Linked DNA regions of Homo sapiens: region 2 is linked to region 1. Evidence: chromatin loops called from intact Hi-C (ENCODE). Cell type or tissue: adrenal gland. All regions are shown on one strand. Links, peaks and the distances in the headings refer to the core of each region. The heading gives the core; the rest is flanking DNA.

Region 1 (10,990 bases), core at 1,609-9,608:
CTAGGAAAACATCCTTCTAGACTCCCAGAAAGAAAAGCCATGACACTGTGGCACTGGGATGATGGGTCCAGTGCTTGCCAGCGAGCAGCACAGCCTGTCCAAATTAGACTACTTTGCAGAGGGAAGTGCTTCAGAAAGCTAAGGCTCTCTCGCTTGGGTCTACTGGTATCAAAAGTCACCAGCCCAAAGAACAGTATTTGAACAGCTCAAAAGTATTATCTTCAAAAATTGCACATATACAATACTGGACTGATAAGAAAGTTCCCTCCAGTTTCCTTCTGGGAAAACGCCCTAGTAGCCATGTTTGTTACTGACAGGCAATGACGGGTTTTCCTTTCCCCTTTCTTGCTGCTCATGCACTCTTAACTAATTGAAGGAGCCCAGCCAGCAATAGAAAACAGTACGTTACAAGCAACCAGCTGAAAAGAAAGGTTTTATCTTTCAATCAACAGGAGATTTTTTAATAGGGGGAGGACACACAGGAAGCAAGCATTCTGGGAAACAGCTATGAGGGATTTGGGCTCTGAAAGGAAAGAAACTGGGGTGGAGGTGGGGACTGAGGTCTGCTTGCTGGCCCCTGCTAAATTTAGGTTGAGGGTGAGGGCAGAGCCAGGTAACTGAGAAGTGAGCATCCTCACTGTCTACAAAGTACTTTCACAACTTTTGTTTAAGCCCAAGGCAGATGCCATGGGAGCCGGTTGGAATGGAGGTAAAAGCACTGGGGTCAGACCCAGGGCTGAAGGTCCGGCAGTTCTACCCACTGAGCTGTGTGACCTTGGGCAAGTGACTGGCCCTCTCTGAGCCTCAGTGTTCTCAGCTATGAAATAGGGACAATAGCAGTACATATGCTGCACCTTCAATAATTATTTCACTTCTAAACTAGAAAATGGACTGTCACTTTGTGGAAGGGTTTTTTACTTTATAAAGGAAATTGCCACAGCACCCATGAACTTGACCTTCCATTTGTAATAATACCTGCAGTTTCTCAAGAGATTAGTTATTGCATGGACCCACAAAGAGACCTCCCACACCTAGAGAGGGCTTTCATCTGTATCCAACCCCCATCTGCAAATTCGGGATGTCAATAATAATTGCAAGCTCTCTGAGCTGTATGAAGACAAACTGAAAAGATACATGGGGTAGCAGTTAAGATGCTTTTGTTAGTAGAAAGACACAAGTAATAAAAACCTGGTCTCAAATTCAAGGGTGGCTTTAAATTTCCTTAAAATTTATGATCTCATGTAAGAGTTTCAGAGGCACAGTGGCTTCAGGGTGGGTTGGACCCATAGTTCAATGCTGTCATCAGAGTTTCTCCATCTCTCTGCTCTGTCATCTGCAATGATGGCTTCATTCCAAAAATCCAAACAAGATGGCACCAGAAGTCCCAGGCATCACATCCAAGTATAGCAATGTCCAGAAGAGGACCAAGTACCTTTTCCAGTAGCTCACTGGTAGAGGGGAGAAGACTATGTCTAGCAGCAGGTATGCTCTTGCCTCTGCTTAGATAGACTTAAGTTATCTGATGATTCCTGACGTGATTATTTGTCAAGGTACAAGGGATAGCCTGGAATTGGAGAAGGGTCAACCTCTTCCAAAGCATATGGCTCTGTAGTAGGGGGAATAACTTATGCAAAAAAGAAGAAAAAGAGTATCTTTGTTGGGTTCTTCTAGAAGCAGAACTTACACTTGAACTTCCTTATTTGGAAACACCAGCAGGAGAATGAGGAAGTGGGACAGAGGAGGAAAGACAGCTTTCATCAGGCCAGTTGCTACTGTGGGTAACTGCAGCTGAGGCCACTGAGAAACCTGGGAGATGATGTGGAACACACCTCGGAGGTAACCCGAACTAGGGCCAGGAAGCTAAGGTATTTCTCCACAGCACCCTGTTTATCCTGAGTTCAGGGATACTTCCTTCCAGTACATTAACCAGCACTTTAACGTTGCCCTGAGTTCAGACCTAGCAAGTTTCCACAGATAGAAAAAATCCCTGAGGCAGAGAATTGCAGGTGTTTGCAGATGGAGGTGAGGCAATGGGCGGGGCATCGACAGCATCTGAAACAGGAGGATGGAGCCTGGGTTGGCAGCCAGCAGCAGTAACCCTTTTCAGTTAGAGAAGACAGAGCCCATCTTCTTAGCATGACCAAGAGCAGGAGGCCCTTCTTGACACGAGCCACACGATGTCCAGGACATATTTGTCACTTGAACAATAGAATTTTTCATAAACTCCTCAAAGGCCCAAGGTCTCATCTCATCACATGCAGACTGACAAATCCTTCCAGATCTTTCCTCTGTGTTCCTAGGTCGTCTCTCCTGGGAGTGCCCTTGAAATCACTGGGATTCTAAAACAAAGAAAATAACACTACTACTAATAATAACAATAATAGCAGAGGCTACCAGTTTGCGCACCTACAAAAGTCCAGGAATTATGTTTCCATGTATCTTATTTAACCCTCACAGCCACCCTGTGAGGTGGGTCATGTTATCATCCCCATTCCATAGATGAGAAAATTGAGAAACAGAGAAGGGACTGGCTTAGCTAAAGTCATAAAGGAATGGCGGAGGTGAATCTCAGCACAGGCAGCCAGTGGGCTCATAAGAAGTGCTGAGCAGGGCCTGGTGCAGTGGCTCACACCTGTAATCCCGGCACTTTGGGAGGCTGAGGTGGCCAGATCACTTGAGGTCAGGAGTTTGAGACCTGCCTGACCAACATGATGAAACCCCATCTCTACCAAAAATACAAAAATTAGTCAGGCATGATGGCAGGTGCCTGTAATCCCAGCTACTCAGGAGACTGAGGCAGGAGAATTGCTTGAACCCGGAGGCCGAGGTTGCAGTGAGCTGAGATTGCACCACTGCACTCCTGCCTGGGCGAGAGAGTGTCTCTGGAGGCAGCAAAGAGGGTCCAATGAGCGCTGGAGCGCCACGTGAGCCTCCTTCTAGGCTGCGAAAGCATGTAGTAGGTTCAGTAACAATTGGTTGAATAAAAAAAAGTCTCCATAAATGTTATGGGGTGAGTTCCCCCATTTTAGGAATAAGGAAATGGAAGGGGATAAAAGTTCAAATCCAAGAACACTCTAAAGGAGCTAGGATTGAAACCAAGGTCTCTCTGACCTCAAGCTCTTTTCCACCACACTGTGGGGTCTGTGGTTGTGTACTGGCTGTTGAGACCAGAACCACAGGGACCAGCTGACTGTCTTGCGGTGGCTGAGAGCTGAGGCCTTGGCTCTGGCCACCACACTGTCCCTGCCCACCGTGGATCCTAAAGGGCTGTGGGAGGGAGGGTTTGGGCCCTTGCTGCCCAACTGAAACACAGTGTGAACCGCAAGTGCAAGCCACATACATAAGTTTTAATTTTCCAGTAGCTACATTAGAAAAGTAAAGAGAAACTGGTAAAAATAATTTTATTATATATTTTGCTTAACTTAATATATATCCACATATTATAAATTTAGTGTATAGTCGATACAAAACATGACAAATGAGTTTTCTTTCTTTCTAATTTTTTTAAGGATTTCAAATCCAGTGTGCATTTTATACTTACAGCACATCTCCATTTGAAGTAGCCATACTTCAAGTGCTGAACAGCCACTAGGCTGGGCAAGTTTGGATGATTCAGAGAAAACTTTGCCCTTCCCACTCTCCTCTCGTTCACCTCCTACACACATGCCACACACGAAAAATCAAATCAATATACATACATACATAACGTTTTATATATATATATATACACATATATATATATAATATATTTCTCAAAATGACAAGAGTATAGAGCTAGAGAACAGGCTGGCGATTGCCAGTGGTTAGGAAGAAGAGGAGAGATGAGCGGGTGTGATCCTCCAGGGTATCCCGAGGGAAATCATGATGATGATGGAATAGTTCTGTGTCTTGATTGTGGTGGTGGTTACACAGATCATCAACATGGGATAAAATGACCTAGAACTATACACACAGACTGCACTCACGTCAATATCCTGACTTTGACATTGTACTAGAGTTATGTAAGATGCCACCATCGGGAAAAACCAGATGAAGGGTACATAGGAATTGTCTGTATTATCTTTGCAGCTTCCTATGAATTTATATTTATTTCCAAACTAAAGGCTTAAAAAACAAAAAGAACAGAAAAGAAAAAGGAAACAACCTAAATGTCCAAAAATACGAGATTTTGGTTAAATGAACTATGCTGTCAGTCACTTTACATATACATTTTATTGTGTATACATTATATTTTATTTATTTATTTATTTTGAGATGGGGTCTCACTGTGTCATCCAAGCTAGAGTGTAGTGGCACAATCTCGGCTCGCTGCAACCTCTGCCTCTCCGGTTCAAGTGATTCTTGTGCCTCAGCCTCCCAAGTAGCTGGGACTACAGGTGCACACCACCATGTCCAGCTAAATATTGCATTTTTAGTAGAGCCAGGGTTTCACCATGTTGGTGTATATACATTTTATTGTACATTGCCGTACAATGAAATGATTCTGAGCCATTTAGAATGATCAAGAAAACCACATAGGCAGACAAAGAAAATCGGAATACACGACAGCATATCCTGTAAGATTTCCTTGTTGTAACTAGGTTTGTGTGTGCACCAGACACACGAAAGTCTGATAGGATAAGACACAATGTTAGCGGTGGTTATCTCTGGGTGACTTTCGTCTTTTGAACTGCCCAATGTTTTATGATGCACATGTATTACTTTAGTAATCAGGGAGAATATGCTATTTCTATGTTGGGGAAAAAAAAGAAAAGTGTAAGAAAGTGGCCGAAGGGCAGCAGATTGTGTGGCCATGCCATCGTTCTATCCCGAACGCAGCTCCATGAAGGTGTGCAAAGGGAGGCCAGCAAAGAAGTTCTCCCAGGGGAAGGGACAGTGAAATATGTGCTTTGCTTTCTGGCAGGAACCAAACAAAAGGAGATGGAGTGATTCAGACCAAAGGCCACAGCACGTCAGGAATAAAACAGCACCTGGTATATTACAGTCCCAAAACACGTGTGTGGACTAGGGGTGGGGATGTGTAAAAAAAAAAAGAGAAACTGGTTGCTGAATCTGGGTAGGAATTCAGCTATGAGCGCTCTCTGTCTCTCTCTCTCAAATAGTCTTTGGTACTTTTGCTCTGTCATCATTTCTGTTAAGAGAAGCACCTGGTTTTATATTTGCAACCACAAGCTCAAAATGCCTTTCTGCTGGGTTTGTCTACATCTGGGCCCAGGGAGGCCACAGCCCCTGAGTAAATCACCCTGAAGGCTCAGCCAGGGACCTGGATGAGCAGAAATTTCTGTGAAGGTTGGGGTGGCAATTAGGACTTGCATGAATAATCCAGACAACAATCACCAGGGTAATTAATATTTCTTTTATTTTAAAGAATTTACTGTGCCCCAGACACTGTCTGTCGCTGCTCTGCATTACTTTCTAAAATTGGTATTGCTCCGTTTTACAGATAAACTGAGGACTAGGGGAGGTAACCAGCTGAAGGTCATGCAGCTAGTCCTGGATGGAGCCAGGGGGGCCCCAGTCCCGTCTGTCCCCAAAGCTACGTTCTTTCTACACGGGGCCTTGGGTGGTCCCCTTCATTTTCCTTGGGGACACGAGGATAAACGGAGGAAGGCAGAGTTTGCACAGAACCTTGTGGCTCCCCTCGAGGGTAGACATCTGCTGGTGCCACCCGAATGGCCACTCCTGACGGAGCGGGTCCCAGGATGGCGAGGCTGCGCGGGCTGGGACGGGATCTCCTGCGCACAGGCTCCCCCTTATGGAAATGAGGGAGACGCCGCTGCAACTCCAACCTGCCGCTCCACCCAGACAGAGGCGCTGGGAAGGGCTGCCCACGCCCACCCAGCCCTGCGCCTGGATGACGGCCCGCCCCGGGCTTCCTGCTCGGAGCGCGCTCTGGCCCCTAGAGCAGGCATCTTCTTTGGCGTTCCACTCGAGGACGTGTTCTTGAATCCACACGCTACTGAATGTTGATAAATAAAATAACATAAGCTGACAGAGGCCTGAGAAGAAGCGATGATATTTACAATGGGCTTCTCAGGGAGCTTTTCCTGTTTCGACACCAGAAGGAAAACATCCTTGCTTTAAAATATATATAGCATGTGTAATGTTTTATTTCCTAGGATGGCTGAGAACTGCTTTCTAACCATAGAGCTTTGGTTGAATTCTGTTCCCTCCGTGAGCCTCAGCGCCCTCATCTGTAAGATGGGTGTGATGACACTGATCTCATAGGATGGTTGTGACCTGTGCCCATAAAGGGCTTTAGGTCCTTCTGGGAATCTTACAATTCCAGTGCTCATTCACTTACTCAGTAATTAAGCCACTCAAAAAAAGTGTTTACCCAGCACCCACTATGTGCCAGGCACAATGAGGAAATCAGACAGGGGCCCTCTGTGTCTTTAAAAACAAGGGTGAGGCCTGGCTGCCAGGAGGCACGCAGGAAATGGAGGAAGCCCTCGGGGAAGGGAGGACAGAGAGAAGGAGCGACCACGTGATTTCCCTGACCTGCAGCCCACTGGGTCAGCTGGACCGGGAGCCAGGACACCTGACTCTAACTTGGTCCCTATTTCTCTGTGACCTTGTCCTCTGCTCCTCCCTCCCTCTCTCTGAGCCTCCATTCACCCACCTGCAAAATGGAGGAGCAGAAGGGAACGCCTGGTGGAGGTGCTGTGATTTGACCAGCCAAGCCTCCTTTGGATTAAAAGACAGCCCTGCTTCAGACTGTCCCCCATCCCTGTCCTCCATGGTCGTCCCCCCATCATGGTGCCCCCATGGGGTCCTCTTGCCTGTTCTCCCTGAGCCCTAGAACACTGTCCCTGCTCTTTAGACGTAGGCAGGGTTGGGCAGGGGGACCTGGCTCTGTAATCTGAACCTCAGTTTCCTCATCTATAAAAGGATTTGTAAAAGGGATCCTTGGTGGTTTGATTCTGAGGATTTAACAATAAGGACTCCAAAGTGCAAGGGTGGGAGAGTGCTTTGTAGCCATCCATGCCCTCCACAGATAGACAGTCCTGTTGATCTTATTATCTGGGGCATCCCTGTGGAAGCGCGTCCTCTGGGGTGGGCTTTGAGGGGATGGGAAATGAAGAGATTCAGCTGTAGGGCTTGCCAAGTAAATACCCCTAGACTTCCTGAAGGAGGAGATTCCAGAGCAGGCTGCTGGGATGAGAATGAGTTTGCAAATTGAGTGGCAGGGCTGTCAGTGTGGGGAGGGGGATATTCCACGTGGAGGAAACTGAGTATACAGAAGTTCGTGTATTGAAATAGCCTGGAGGCTGGCTTTGATCCTAATAAGGGAAGATCTTCAAGCTAGTATTCTGCGCGGGAGGGCAGCCAACATGGGGGTTTGGGAAGAGGAGGCTGGTAAGGCAGGCAAGACACCCTGGGCATGAAGGGCTTTGGATGCCAAGACCTTTGGGACTTTGGATTTCAGACCAAGGGAAGCCATGCTTGTGTAACTTGGGCGGAGCAGAGAGGGGAATTGAAGCGGGAGAGACCAGGGTGGCAATAATCCAGTGGGGAGAGAGAGTGAGAGCTGGCTGCGGTCAAGGCTGTGGGGATGTGGAAAAGGGAAAGTATTTGAGAGATGTTCCCGAGATGGCCCCAACGGGGCTGCATGATGGATTGACTGTGGGGCGTGAGGCAGAGGGAAGATCTTACCATCTAGCTGGAGGGCCCAGACAGACACCCGGGAACAAGAGTGAAGTAGATGAGAGAGAGGATAATTAAGTGCTAAATTGTGCAGCTTAATTTATTGTCTGGATAGTTGCCTTGTACTATAAACCCCGTTGCTCTAATGAGCTCATGACATCAGTCAGCAAGGAAAGTATGCCTAACGCATTGCCCATCACACTGGGGCCATCTGTGGGCACTGCCCAGATGCCTATCTGGACAGACACTCTGGCTGCCAGGCTTCTGGACTCAGTTTGCAATTGAGGGTACCAACAAGTGCCAGGCCAGGGCACCTCTGGCAAAATCCCTTCCTTAGAAGCTTCAGAATCCAAAAGGCCAGGGACTCCCAGGGGTTTAGTTCCAAAGAGGAAGGAAGGAGGCACAGAGTTGGAACTTCACTGTAATGCAAGAGCATGGGTCCTGCCCCAGGGTCCAGGGGAGTTGGATTCACATCTAGCCCCCTTCCTGCTTATGTGACCTTGGGCTGGCCTCCAACCCTTCTGAGCCATTCATTGTCTTATCTGTGAATTCAAGCAAGCACCCAGAAAGTGTTCTGTGAACCTCAGTTATCATGAAAAGATTCTCCCAGTTGAGGCCGGGCATGGTGGCTCACACCTGTAATCCCAGCACTTTGGGAGGCCGAGGCGGGTAGATCACAAGGTCAAGAGATTGAGACCATCCTGGCCGACATGGTAAAACGCTGTCTCTACTTAAAATACAACAAATTAGCTGGGTGGTGGCATGCGCCTCTTAGTCCCAGCTACTTGGGAGGTTGAGGCAGAAGAATCACTTGAACCTGGGAGGCGGAGTGTGCAGTGAGCCGAGATTGTGCCACTGCACTCCAGCCTGACAACAAAGTGAGACTCTGTCTCAAAAAAAAAAAGATTCTCCCAGTTGAAAAAGATGTTGAAAACAATAGGTATGTAAGAGCACCCACCTTACTTACTTCTCATGGACCACATCCCAGGCCTGGAGCTCCTGGGGATGCAGAGAATTTATTCTGTCCACCTACACTGGAGGGGAGAAGACAATTCACCCTTGATTCTATTACTCCGTTTATTGAGTCTTTTAAAGAGATTTTCAGTGTGTGATAAAGAGAGAGGGGTTTGTCTTGGTGAAAACCAGAGGCTTTTTGAAGAAAATGCACCCCAAACAGGCCTTGGATAATAGTCTAGACTTTCTTGCCAGAGAAATAGCCCCTTGCACTTGCTCTTCTTAACAAGGTTGCTGGAAATATCTTTGTTGGAAGTGCTTAGAAGAATATCTGGTTAGAGGGGTAGGGGCGAGGGTGAAATGCAGCTGCATTTACAGAGAATTTTATATGACATTGAGAAGGGTCCATTTTCCATAGCAAGGAAAATCAAATCTGATAGAGATTGTGGAAGAGGCCAAAGCTCCCACTAGCCCATCTCCCCCAGGCCACCATTCCTCATAACACTGACTGCAATCGTAATGGAGAGATTGTTTGATTTTCTGCTTAAAATATGCACCACCACCCTTCCTGCAATAGAGGATGCCTGGCACAAGATAAGCACTCAATACATTTTTGTTGAATAAATGAATGAAGAAAGCAGAGGCAGTAGTCAAAGACATTCACGTGGAAACAAGATTTTCTTTTCACTTATCGGGTCACCGAAGATTAAAAAGTGATCACTCATATCCAGCTTTGAACACAGTGAGAAGGAACAGCACTCTGGATACTTTCTGGGGTGGTAGAGTGACAGATCTTCCCAGGGCACACTTTGGCCACCAAAGACTTACAAAATGCTCATGCTCTTTAACACAGCAACACCACTGCTCGGGAGGGAGTCTCAGGAGTAGAAAGACGTCTCACCGTGAGATACTGGAAACAACCTAAATGCTCAACACTAGGGCATTGGTTTAAAAAACTGTGATGATCCTTGGAATGTTATGGACGCATTTAAAATCACGATAGAGGTGTGTATACACGGAAACGTGCTCACAATGTGTTAAGCAGGGGAGAAGCAATCGCCGTTCCACAAGGTATATATACACCAAGTGAGCCTGAGGGACAGTGACCTTCTCTGGGCATTTTTATTGTCTCTTTTTTTGCCTACCTGTATTTTGACATTACAAAAAAAAAGGAGAATGTATTACTGCTCTAAAACAATAAAGCTGTCTCCACATTGATATTTTCTAAGAAGAAGAAGAAAGGTGAAGGTAGTGGAAGCAGGAACTGTGCCAGAGCTTCTTAGATTTTCCTCTGTCCCGATGGTGCCTCTGCTTCCGGAGGGGCTCTCCGCTCATCCAGGGACACCCCCAATTCTCTCCCCCAAGACAGGGAACAAGTAGGACAGCCACAGACCCTCCCTTCCCAGGGACAGTTGCGGTGTCTGTCTCATGACAGCCCTTTGGGGGCACCTCCTCTCAGCTGGGGTCCTCAGGACCACACTGTTGGCAATGACCACAAGCCCCATTGGAGGCTCATTCTCAGCCGCTTCCTCATTCCCAGGTCCTGGGCTTAGCCTCGTGTCCAAAGTCAGCCCAAGCTGGCTCTGGGTTCCTGCTATGCAGCTCATCCGTGGCACTGCCTCACCTCTCAGAGCCGTCTCGCGTGTAACTAAGGGTTGCCATATCCAGATTGTGGGGTGTTGCCCTCTCTGCTCCCGCTTCCTCTCCCACAGCCTTCCTCACTGGGCTCGCCACCGGCTTGTGTTTATGGAACATCAGGGTCCAGCTATTTCTCTTCTGCTGCTTACTGAGGGACAGCCAGAGAGACAGGTCCTTCTCTTTTCTCCATCCTGGAAGCTTCTCCTGGTGGTTTTTGACACTGGTAGGGGCCGGCAGGAGGGTCCCTATCCAGAGGCCAAAGGTCAGAATGGAACCACAAAGAAGGGGCACCACAGTCTGGAGGAACAACTTGATGGACATCACTACCCCCATTTCCCCAGCTCTCCCTTTCTCCAGGTTCCGGATAGTGGATGTGGTGGGGGAGGGGGTAGGGAATATCTGTGGGGGGTGGGGCGGGGGTGTTGTTGGGGGAAGCAGGTGATGAGGGTGGAAGGGAGGCAGCAGAAGTGTTCCAGGTCCCTGCCACGTCTACAGGGTTCCCCTCTGGGTACCTTTGCAGAGGCTCTGCCTCCCAGCAGGACATCCCATTATTATTCCTGGTGACCAGATGGGGAGATGAAGCTACCAGAAGCTTGTTCAGTTCATTCCTCTGGGGTGGGCTTGGGAGGACCTAGGCTCTGGAGCCAGGCCAGGCAGAAAGCTGCCTCCCCCATTTCCACGTAGGATGTTCTTGGGCAAGTCATTTGTCTCTCTGAATCTTGGTTTCCCAATCTGTAAAATGAGTTACAAA
Region 2 (10,990 bases), core at 1,449-9,448, 200 kb before region 1:
TGCATTAGTTTCCTTGGGCAGCCATAGCAAAGTATCACAGACTGGGGAGCTTAAACAACAGAAATTTATTTCCCCACAATTCTGGAGGCTAAGTCCAAGATCAAAGTGTCAGCAGGGTTGATTTCTTCTGAGGCTTCTCTTCGGCTTGTAGATGGGTGGCTGTCTTCTTCTGGTGTCTTTACATGGTCTTCCCTCTGTATGTGTGTGTGTCTGTGTCCCAATCTCCTCCTTTTCTTCTTCTCCTTTTTTTTTTTTTTTCTTTTGGGATGGAGTCTCTCACTCTGTCCCCAGGCTGGAGTGCAGTGACCTGATCTCGGCTCACTGCAACCTTCACCTCCTGGTTCAAGTGATTCTCCTGCCTCAGCCCCCCGAGTAGCTGGGACTACAGGCACAAGCCACCATGCCCAGCTAATTTTTGTATTTTTAGTAGGGACTGGCTTTCACCTTATTGGCCAGGCTGGTCTGGAACTCCTGACCCTGTGATCCGCCTGCCTTGGCCTCCCAAAGTGCTGGGATTACAGACGTGAGCCACTGTGCCCCGGCCATACACAACTCATAATGGATTAAGGTCCACCTAATGACCTCACTTAACCTTAATTACCTCTTTAAAGACCCTGTCAGAAAATATAGTTACATCTGAAGTACCCGGGGTTAGGATTTCAACATACTGGAGGTGGGAGGAGCACAATTCAGCGCATAACAGAAGCTAACACAGAAAAAAACACAGAGATGGGGTAAGAGACTGAGGCTTGACTTTGTTTGAGCTCCTGGATCCAGCTGTGCCTGAAGTTGAAACTAATACTATCCAGGACTCTTGAGTTTCATGATCCAATAAGTACCTAAATCCCACCTCTCCTTTTTTTTCCCCTCTTGAACCTAGTTGAGTTGGATTTCTGTCACTTACAGTTAAAATTCCTGAGTAATACACAGGAGAACTAGTTAACAAATTATTAAAATAGCCCACCCCTAATTTAATCACCATGTGCAAGGACAGTGCTTGTATGTACACCCAGGTATGTCTAATTCTAATAGCTAGAGGTAGCAAATATGGTAAAAATTGAGCCAAGTTTGCACTAGCCTCTTCCATTAAGCAGGAATTCCCACCTTAGCTCTGAAGCCATGTAGGACAGGGCTGGAGAAACTACTATTCCTACCAATGTTTCTAATGTGTGCAGTAGGCTGGGGTGCTGGCAGGGGAAAATTAAAAATGTAGTTTGGGTTAAAAAAAAAAGAAAAAGAGCTTTCTAGGCCAGGCGCAGTGGCTCACGCCTGTAATCCCAGCATGTTGGGAGGCTGGGGCGGGTGGATAGCTTGAATCCAGGAGTTTGAGACCAGCCTGCGCAACGTGGTGAAACCCCGTCTCTACAGAAAATACAAAAATTAGCCAGGAGAGTCGCTGTGTGTCTGCAATCCCAGCTACTTGGGAGGCTGAGGTGGGAGGATTGCTTGAACCCAGGAGGCGATGGTTGCAGTGAGCCGAGATGGCGCCACTGTACTCCAGCCTGGGTGACAGAGTGAGACCCTGTCTCAAAATCAATCAGTCAATCAATCAATCAAACAAACAAACAAACAAAAAACAGCTTTCCAGAAGGGAAAAATCATTTTGGGAAGCTTTGAGTAGGGGCTGTGGAGAGTGGGCTCCAGACGTCACTTCATTGGTTGGCAGGTGCTGTTAGGGGGTGCCCAGAGGGGAGCTCGGGGGAGCGGCGGCTTTCTTCCAGCAGATATGGACTCGGGCAGGAGCCACTGAGCAAGTACTCCGATGGGCTGGGCTTCCTGAGGCTTCATGCCTGGGCTGAGCAGGGCGGGGCTGTGGTCCACGTGGTGCCCATTGGCCTCCCAAAAGGAAGGAGCGGGGAGAACTAGAAATGTGGCTGGAAAAAGTCAGCATCTCCCTCCTGGGCGGGCTCCCTGGTGGTCCCGGGAGCTGGCCATGTCTGGAGGAGGAGGCTCCTCTAAGGTGTGCAGCTGCCTTTCTCAATGCCGCTGAGTTGGATTGGGATCTCTTTCAATGAGAGTGTTTTGAGGGACCCTCAGCTCCATGCTCTGCTGGCTTCCTCCAGGGATGCTGAGAGGTGGCCCTTCTAGTGGTAAGATGAGGGGCCCATGGCCTTGTGGAGTCAGACACACTGGCATTCACTGAAAGCTCTGTGCCTGACCTACCTGGTGACTTGGGGCAAGTGACTTCACCTGACTGAGCCTCTTTCCTTCATCACTGGCAAAATGGAACCAACTTCACAGCCTTCTCCTGAGGCTTAAGTGAAACCAAGCAGTCATAAAGGGATAGGCTTTGGAGTCCCTGGGTTTGCATCCCAGTTTACTAACTGAGCTGGGTGGCCTTGGGCAAGTCACTCACCCTCTCTGAGCCTCAGTGTCCTACTCTGTAAAATGAACCCACCAATGGTACTTATTTCCTAGGGCAAATGTGAGGATTGACAGATAAAACATGTAAACTTCATGAAAGCAAGGGGTTTTGTTATTGATTTATCCCCTCTGCAGTTCCTGGGACATAAAGACACTAAATAAATGGGATCAGCTTTTATTGTTATTATGATTCACCGTCACCCAGCACTGGTTGAGGCTGCTCTCTGTGGCATCCTGTAGACACACTTGTATGTGAGTTTCTGGTCAGGATGGGGAGGACAAGACCACTGTCTCTGGCACACTTAGCAAACTCTATCTCCAGGGATAGAGTAAGACTCCTATGGTGCAGGAGGGGGCATGAGGGAAGGCTAGGAGTGCCCTCTGCACTGTTTAAGCACCTCACTTGTGTCATTTCACTGCACCCATACCCACGCCCCATGAACTAGATTCATTTATTACCCCATTTGACGATGAGGAGGCTGAGGTTCATCAAGGTATAGCCATTGAGATCTTACTGCCAGGGAGAGGTAGAGCCAGGGTTCAAACCTGAATTTGTACTGTTCCAAATCCCTTTTTTAAAAATTTTTATTTTTATTTTTTTTTTATTTTCCCAGGCTGGAGTGCAGTGGGCAATTAAGGCTGACTACAGCCCCCAACTCCTGGGCCCAGACAATCCTCCCGCTTCAGCCTCCCAAGTAGCTGGGACCACAGACGTGTGCCACAGTGTAGGCCCCTTCTTTTTAAATAGCGTGGTATGCAGGAAACAGTGAAGGAGGGATGGAGGGTCAGAGTCACCGGGTAGAGGGTGCGTTCCTGGGCCGACTGGGGTGGGGCCTCTAGGAATGAGCCACAAGGGCAGGCCCCACCGCCTTCTCTCATATTTGGCAGGTGCTGTGTCCCCTGCTCCGTGCCCCTCAGGATTCTTTAGGAAGTGGCTCCATCGACCCACTCTCAGTTGAGCTGAAAGAGGACTCGAGGGACTCTTTATTGGGAAAAAATGGAGTGCAAAGCCTACTCCTGCCCCTGCCAGCACCAGCCTTCGGAGGCAAATAAAAAGCAGTGGGCACTGGGACAGCAGCCCCAGAGGTGCACTAAAATCCACCTGACAAATGGCCCCTCTCCCATGAGCCCACGAACAGCAGAGAGGAAGGTGGCCAGGGCCAAGTAGAAAGATTTCTACAGCATGGCCGAGTTCTCCAAGGTCAAGAGCAAGCAGAGCTGCCGCCTGTATTCCTGAGAACTGGCCTCCTGGGGATGTGGCCAGCCCTTTTTAAGGGATTTGGGTCAAGGTGGGGATTCTGACCCTCACCGCTGTGCTGGGACTGGCCTGGGAACTGGGAAGGAGGATACACTTGGGAAAACTGCAGTGAAGAATGCATAATAATGGAAGGAATCTCATGGATGATTATCAGGTAGCTCTCAGGATCAAGAGGAAAGCTGGAGACGGCCTTTCGGCAGGAAGGGGGAAACTGAGGCAGAAGGCAGACCCTGCCCAGTGATGGTCCCTTTCACATGTCACTACTGGCACCATCACTGTGGGACATATACTCCCACCATGGGCACTACAGGCTCTGGGTCTTGCTGTGCTCCCTGGACTGTTGACTGCCTGGAAGCCTCTGGGAGTCACCTCTCGCTCTGTAGCTTCAGGTCTCTCCTCCCAGAGTCAAACTCCCCATGGGCAGGGCTGCTGGATAAAATACAGGATGCCCAGTGACATTCTACTTTCAGATAATTGAAAAAAATTTTTTAGTAGAAAAAAGTTATTTATCTGAAATTCAAATTTAACTGGATAGCCTGTATTTTTATTTGCTAACTTAGCCGCCCCACTCAGAGCGCTGGGCCCTGCTCTGGTGCCTGGTGGGGAGGAACTCTGTCTCTTCCACTTCTGGGGTAAGAATGTCAATCTTGTTGGATTGGATTGATTACATTGTTTGGATGGAAAATAGAGGAAAAAGAGCACATACAACTGCGACTCCTTAAACCTGTCCCCCTATTTGTTTTTTTTGTTTTTTTTTTTGAGACAGGGTCTCACTCTGTCACCCAGGCTGGAGTGCAGTGTCATGGTCAGGGTTTGCTGCAGCCTTGAAGTCCTGAGCTCAAGTGATCCTCCTGCCTCAGCCTCCAGAGTACCTGGGAGTACAGGCGTGCGCCACCACACCCAGCTAATTTTTGTAATTTTTTTTTTTTTGTAGAGATGGGGTTTCACCATGTTGGCCAGGCTGGTCTCAAACTCCTGGGCTCAGGTGATCTGCCCTCCTCGGCCTCCCGAAGTGCTGGGATTACAGGTGTGAGCCACCATGCCTGCCTGTCCCATTTCCCCATTTTAAAAAAGTCACCTGCCCGATTGGTTTTCAAAGCTGCCTTCACTCAAAGAGGGCCTGGAGGGTAGGAATGACTCATACAGTCATTCATTGTCTGTGCCCGCTTTTCATAGCACAAAAGATAGGTCCTTCCCATCCCGCCCATCCTCTCCCTGCTGGTCATCTTGTATGCGGAGAATCCAAGGATCTTCTTACCAATGAGTTCTTGCCGCTCATGAGCAGGTGAAGGAGTGGAGCTGAAGTGGAAATAATCTATGGGCTGGACTGTCTAGACAGCATTTGCTCCTCTGGATAGGGAGGAGAGCAGACAGAAGCGGGCTTTGGCCAAACTGAAACTCAAGCCATCACTGCCAGCCCTTCCTGAGCCATCTCAGATGAGCCTTGTCTCTGGGCCACAGCCAGAATTGGCCTGGGCTGTTTCTCACTCCTATTTCAAAGGATTTGTGCTCCTAGCAGAGGAAAAGCTTGAACATTTACAGTGAAAAATTTAGTAGAAGGGGGAAGAAACAGAGGGTCTTTCTTTCTTTCTTTCTTTCTTTTTTCTTTCTTCTTTTCCTTCTTTTGTCTTATCTTTTGGTTTTGGGGCAGTGAAAGAAAATTAATTTTTTAGCTATAAAACTTTGTCTTAAGATCAGTTTTGGAAAGAAAAGCATCTACTAATTGAAAACGTCACTTTTCGGGCCCTTAAGTCAAGGGAAACAGGTGCAAGTTTGTGGTTTTAGACACAGCATTTCTTTTGGAAAAAAGTAGTAAAAGTACCCCAGATAAGTTCTCTCCAAAGCTGGATAGATTTTTATTTTTCAGCCCTTTATTACATAGAAGGTGACAGATTAGCTGAAAAGTTAAAAGAAAAATCAACTCTCACCCTTGTAGGTAACACTCCAATCTCTCTCTCTCTTTTTTCTTTCCAAGGCTGAAGAGAGGGCAACTGTTTACTGCAATTTTGATAAAATTCCCTTTCAATACGGCCTGTTCCTGGATAGAGTCCCACCTTTCATCTGCTTTTATTCCTAATCCTGTGGCAAAGCCTGGACCTCCCTTTTCTTCTCATACAAGCTCGACAGAGCTGGCATTTTCCTTCTCCATTTCAGTGACATGTTTTTCAGTGTTTTGTCTGTTTGTGAAGGGGCAGAAATGTCAAGGTCAAAAAAGTCTTGGAAAAAATGAGTAGTATTTCTGTACCTGCTGAGGGTTAGGTGCTTGGATGTTATATATCTCTGCATTCCCACAGTAAAACCATGTGTGGTTGGGGAGCTTTTCCTTTTTTAACCTCTCTGGGTGGTTGAGGAATTGGAGGCTCAGAGAGGAGAAGTGACACAGCCCAAGGTGACGCCACCAGGAGCTGAACTTGAAAGCCAAGCCAAGTCCGTCTGACCATCAAGCGTTGCTCCTATAATCATACTACCTTGCCTTCTGCCTTTGTAAACATGAGGTGACACATCAAGCTAGGGCTATTAAAATACCCAGAAGCACTTTTCTTCCAAATAACTCACAATATCTTGTCTTTGGGAAGTATTCAATAGGTTTATTTCAGTAAAAGATACACCATTGCCATGGTTTTAGGGAGTGATTCTGAATTTTATGTTACTGATTAAGAAAGATGGTTAATGGAACCTGTTTCCTTAAGAAATTTACATCATATATTAGTAAGCTGTTGCTGTGTAGCAAATCACACCAACACTTAGTGCCTTGAAGTAACAACATGTATTATCTCACAATTTCTGTAGGTGTGAAAACTGGACATCATTTAGCTGGGTCCTGTGCTTCAGGGTATCTCACAGGCAGCACACAAGGCTTCATCTGGGCTATACTCATCAGAAGGCTGGATTGGGGAAGATCTGCTTCCAAGTTTACTTACATGGTTGTTGGTGGGATTCAGTTCCTGGTAGGCTGCCAGCTTTAGCTCCTCATTTCCTGATGGCTGGAGGGTTCCCTCAGTTCCTTTCCATGTGGGCCTCTCCAGCATGGCTGCTTGCTTCATCAAAGTGTACAAGAAGGGAGACAGCAATAGGAACATGTCAGCAAGATGGAATCCACAGTCTTTTTAAAGCTAACCATGGAAGTGATATTCCATCACTTTTGGTGTATTCTGTTTGTTAGGAACAAGACACTAGGTCCAGCCCACCACTCAAGGTATGGGATTACACACGGCATGAATACTATGGGGTGGGGATCACTGGAAATTATGTCAGCAGCTATCTGTCACACATGAGAGAAGTGGAGATGGTAGTCATAATAATAGTCATCATCATCATAATAATAAGGCTGGTGAGGATAGCCAGCATTTATTGGGTGTTCTTGATGCATCAGGCACTGGGCTAAATCCCTTCTATGCATTGTCTCCTTTAATCTCCTCATCACTCTCATTAACTTCCCTGAGTTACTACAGCAAAGAGATTAGGACCAGACTCTGTTGTTTCCACTCCGAAGTCCATCCCTTTACATGATGCAGATCATTGATAAGAATCCACTGAGCTGCTGAGGCTCCAGGAAAGACCTGATTGAGAGAGGAGTCTGATAAACGAAGCTGAACTCACTGCTCCTCAGAAAACTGCAAATGAACACAACCAGAAGCCATTTCTTACCCATCAGATTGGAAAAGAAAATGTAAGTTGGTGAGAGTGTGGAGAATTCTCACGCCCTGCAGAGAGGCTATAAATTTGTACTGCCACCTTGTAGGGAAATTTGGCAGGACATATTAAAATTTTAAAAGGACATAAAAATTAAAAATGTGCATAGCCTATGACCTAGAAATTACATTTTTGAGTATCTGCCTTAGAGAAATACTTGCACATGTGCACAAAGAACTGTATACAAGAATTTTCATTGCAGCGCTGTTTCCAAGAGTAAATAATACATAGTAACACTGAGACAGAGTGTAAGTGCTCATCAGTTTTAAAAATGGCTAAATAAATTTTGCAAATTTTTCTACCAAAAAGACACATGCACTTGTATGTTCATCACAGCACTATTCACAATAGCAAAGACATGGAATCAACCTAGGTACCTATCAATGGTGGATTGCATAAAGAAAATGTAGTACATATGCACCATGGAATGCTATGCAGCCATAAAAAAGAACAAAATCATGTCCTTTGCAGCAACATGAATGCAGCTAGAGGCCATTATTCTAAGTGAATTATCTCAGGAACAGAAAACCAAATACTGCATGTTCTCACTTGTAAGTGGAGTTAAACAATGGGACTCATGGACATAAAGGTGTCAACAGTAGACACTAGGGACTACTACAGTGGGAGGAAAGAAGGAAAGGATTGAAAAACTAACTATTGGGTACTATGCTCAGTACCTGGGTGATGGGATCAATTGCACCCCAAACCTCAGCATCACACAATAAACCCAGGTAACAAACCTACTCATGTACCCTTTGAATCTAACATAAAAGTTAAAGTTATTTTTAAAAAATACATTGTGGAGCATTCATACTATGGGAAACTATGTAGCTGGTAAAGAGAATGAGGAAGATCTATGTATTAGTTCATTTCCACACTGCTGAAAAAGACATACCTGAGACTGGGCAATTTACAAAAGAAAAAGGTTTATTGAACTTACAGTTCCACATGGCTGGGGAGGCCTCACAATCATGGTGGAAGGCAAGGAGGAGCACGTCACATCTTACATAGACGGCAGCAGGCAAAGAGAGAGCTTGTGCAAAGAAACTGCAGTTGTTAAAACCAACAGATCTCATGAGACCCATTCGCTATCATGAGGACAGCACAGGAAAGACCTGCCCCCATGATTCAGTCATCTCTTACTGGGTCCCTCCCACAACATGTGGGAATTATGGGAGCTACAAGATGAGATTTGGGTGGGACATAGAGCCAAACCATATCAATCTACAAGTATGGTATGGAAATATCTCCAAAACATGTTACTGAGTAAGAAGAGCAAGTTGCAGAGTTATACCCTTAGCATGATACCATTTAGGTAACTCCCAACAATATTACATATCTTCTTTCTCTCTATCTCTCTCTCTGTGTGTGTGTATAGGTATGTATGTATTCAAATGCATGAGAAAAGGTCTGGAAAGGTGCACACTAAACTGATAACAGGAGATGAGGGGAGGGTAAAAGACTAGAGTTGAAGGGTGAAGGAGTCTTCAACTTTGTATGTAATATTTTTGTTATTTTTGAAAGAAAAATGTTAATTGCCTTACTTATGTCATCTGAAACTATTTCTTTTAAAAACCTTCCCTGGAAGCCTTGTCCAGCAATTTTCCTTAGATTGTATTGGCCAGAACTGGGTAATATGGCCACCCTTGGCAGCAGAGGTGTCTGGGAAGGTGAATATTTTAACTTTGCTGCCAAGAAAATTAAGGAAGAAGGTTATGAATGGCTTTTAGGTGGCCGATTAAAAATGTCTGCCATAGTTCACCCTTTTAGTTACCCAACATCCACTTGCTTTTATTTCTATACATATACTTTATGTACAGTCCAAAGTCCAAAGGCAGTTACTGCATCCATCTTGAAACTCAGGATCTCTGAGTAATAATGTGCAGTCCACTCATCAGGACAAGATGTGGGAGGATACTTCCTGCTTATTACCTTAGCTACAGCTGAAAGATATTGGGGTTGCTGTCTTTTCTGGGGACTGCACATTTCTTCTTGGTAGAAGTTTGATCCCCAAGGATTATTTTTAGAGTTGAACAGTCACAGGCTATCATAGATTGTTTGGAAATATACATTCCTCAAAAATGTAATAGAGATCCAGTCTTTGGTTTCAGAGACTTCCATATGTAAGTAACCACAAAAGATTTTATCTAGACAGAGTAGGTAAGCCTAAATGGTTTTTTTTTTTTAACCCATTGTCTCTCTCTGTGCCCTATCCAGCCCTTTAGCCCTTGGTTTATTGGCTGATTCTTCAGGGCAATTTAAAATAGCAACCTTGGGTGGAGAAACATCTCCTTTAATTTGATCTTTGTGTGTTGGTGCTCCCTCTTTATTTGGCAGGAAACTCTTAAGGGAAGGTACTAGACAACAGCTTTGGCACTGATATAATTTCCTGCTAACACTGTGGCTTTATGGCTGTTGTTTGTGCTGTTACTTGAGCTTTTTCAACCCACCAGACTTCAAATTATGGGATTCTCAGTCAATTTAGATTAGAGGTTGTAGTCAGATAGTGCCTCCCTTAGCAAAGCTGTATCTTTTCCACTGGCTTGAAGAAGACTGGCTAGCTCTTGTTGGCAATCATCTCTCTTGTAGGACTCTGTTAAAATAGTAAGAAGTGGCCAGCATGGATTAATACTCTGGAATTTTCAATAATTTCTTTGTACTCCATATCCCTAATAGATATAATGTCTTAAGGCAGAGCAGGCAGCACTTTGACCAAATGTTTGCAACTGCATAAGAATGTTCATCAGCTTCTGTCAGTAATAATCAGATCCTTCTTCTGCCATATTTTAGGTTCTGTTACTTTCATTACCCTACTCCTTGTACCAATTAAAAAATTTTTTTTAATCAGAGAAGACTTTTAGTTGTGCATGATAGAAACTGACTCTGACTTAATAAGCAGAAAAAGAGCTTAATGAAAGAATAGCAATAATGTAGAATTGTTGCAAAGGCAGAAGAATCAGGCTCAAGGCTAAGTTTCCAGAAATAATATTCCTAAAAATGCTGGAGAACTGATCTGTTGAGAAAACTGTGGCCATTGCTACTACCAAGCACTAAATTCTGTATCTCACAATGCTGTCAGGAACTCAACTTCAGTGCAATGAATACTGCTGCCAGCACTGATGTTATTTCTGTTCTAGTAATTTCACTTTTAAACTACTACCAACACCCTCACAACCAGATGTTTCTGGTGCTACCTTCTCTAGCAACTTGGATTTTGAGAAGAGCCTCCTTTTCCATGTTCTTACATTATATTCAAAGTCTACATGAATACATCTTGTTGGTGGCACCTAGAATAGACTAGCGGCTAGGTGCAAAGGGGGCTAGAGAAATAAGTTTTCTGAATTCTACCTTAGAGAGAAAAGATTCATAAGGCTGAAAATTCCATAAACATATTAAGAATGTTCAGCAAAGAACACGACAAATCTACACATCAGCTTTATTCACAGGCTGTACGTGGTGTCTGCAAAAGTTTCAGGCTCTTCTTTTATGGTGACAAGAGGGCTGAGAAGCTCCAAACTCACATCAAGTTCAATCCCAATGGAAAAAAGTAAGAGTTTCCCCCTTACCTCCACAAAACTTTTGAGATTCACTTTAATTGGACTGGTGAGGTCAAGCACTCATCCCTGAACTAGTTCAAATGGCCCAAAGCATGATGTGCCTTATGGGCCAGGATTG

Evidence for each region. Hi-C counts contacts between places; a loop is a spot of excess contacts. Peaks named below come from ENCODE experiments on the same cell type or tissue, not always from the same donor. Only the 100,000 strongest peaks of a DNase experiment are listed, where the experiment ranks them.
Region 2: a loop joins it to region 1, with 2.9 times the contacts of the local background. A loop is called at or near these places in 32 of 110 quality-filtered maps.

The regions. Positions count from the first base shown.
Region 1 is chr5:171,625,016-171,636,005 of GRCh38, reverse strand. No RefSeq gene overlaps it. Among named protein-coding and RNA genes, the nearest start is that of SMIM23, 160 kb to the left of the region's middle. In adrenal gland, for the core only: a CTCF peak has its summit at 5,764; a DNase peak (open chromatin) is centred at 5,778; H3K27me3 peaks cover 1,024 bases.
Region 2 is chr5:171,829,072-171,840,061 of GRCh38, reverse strand. It overlaps LOC105377725 (a long non-coding RNA gene), which reads left to right and starts at 4,355. Exons shown (of 4, transcript XR_001742985.3): 1 at 4,355-7,292. LOC107986476 (a long non-coding RNA gene) reads left to right here. Exons shown (of 3, transcript XR_007059052.1): 3 at 1-469. RefSeq lists a silencer at 4,663-4,957. In adrenal gland, for the core only: no CTCF peak of the experiment used is centred there; no DNase peak of the experiment used is centred there.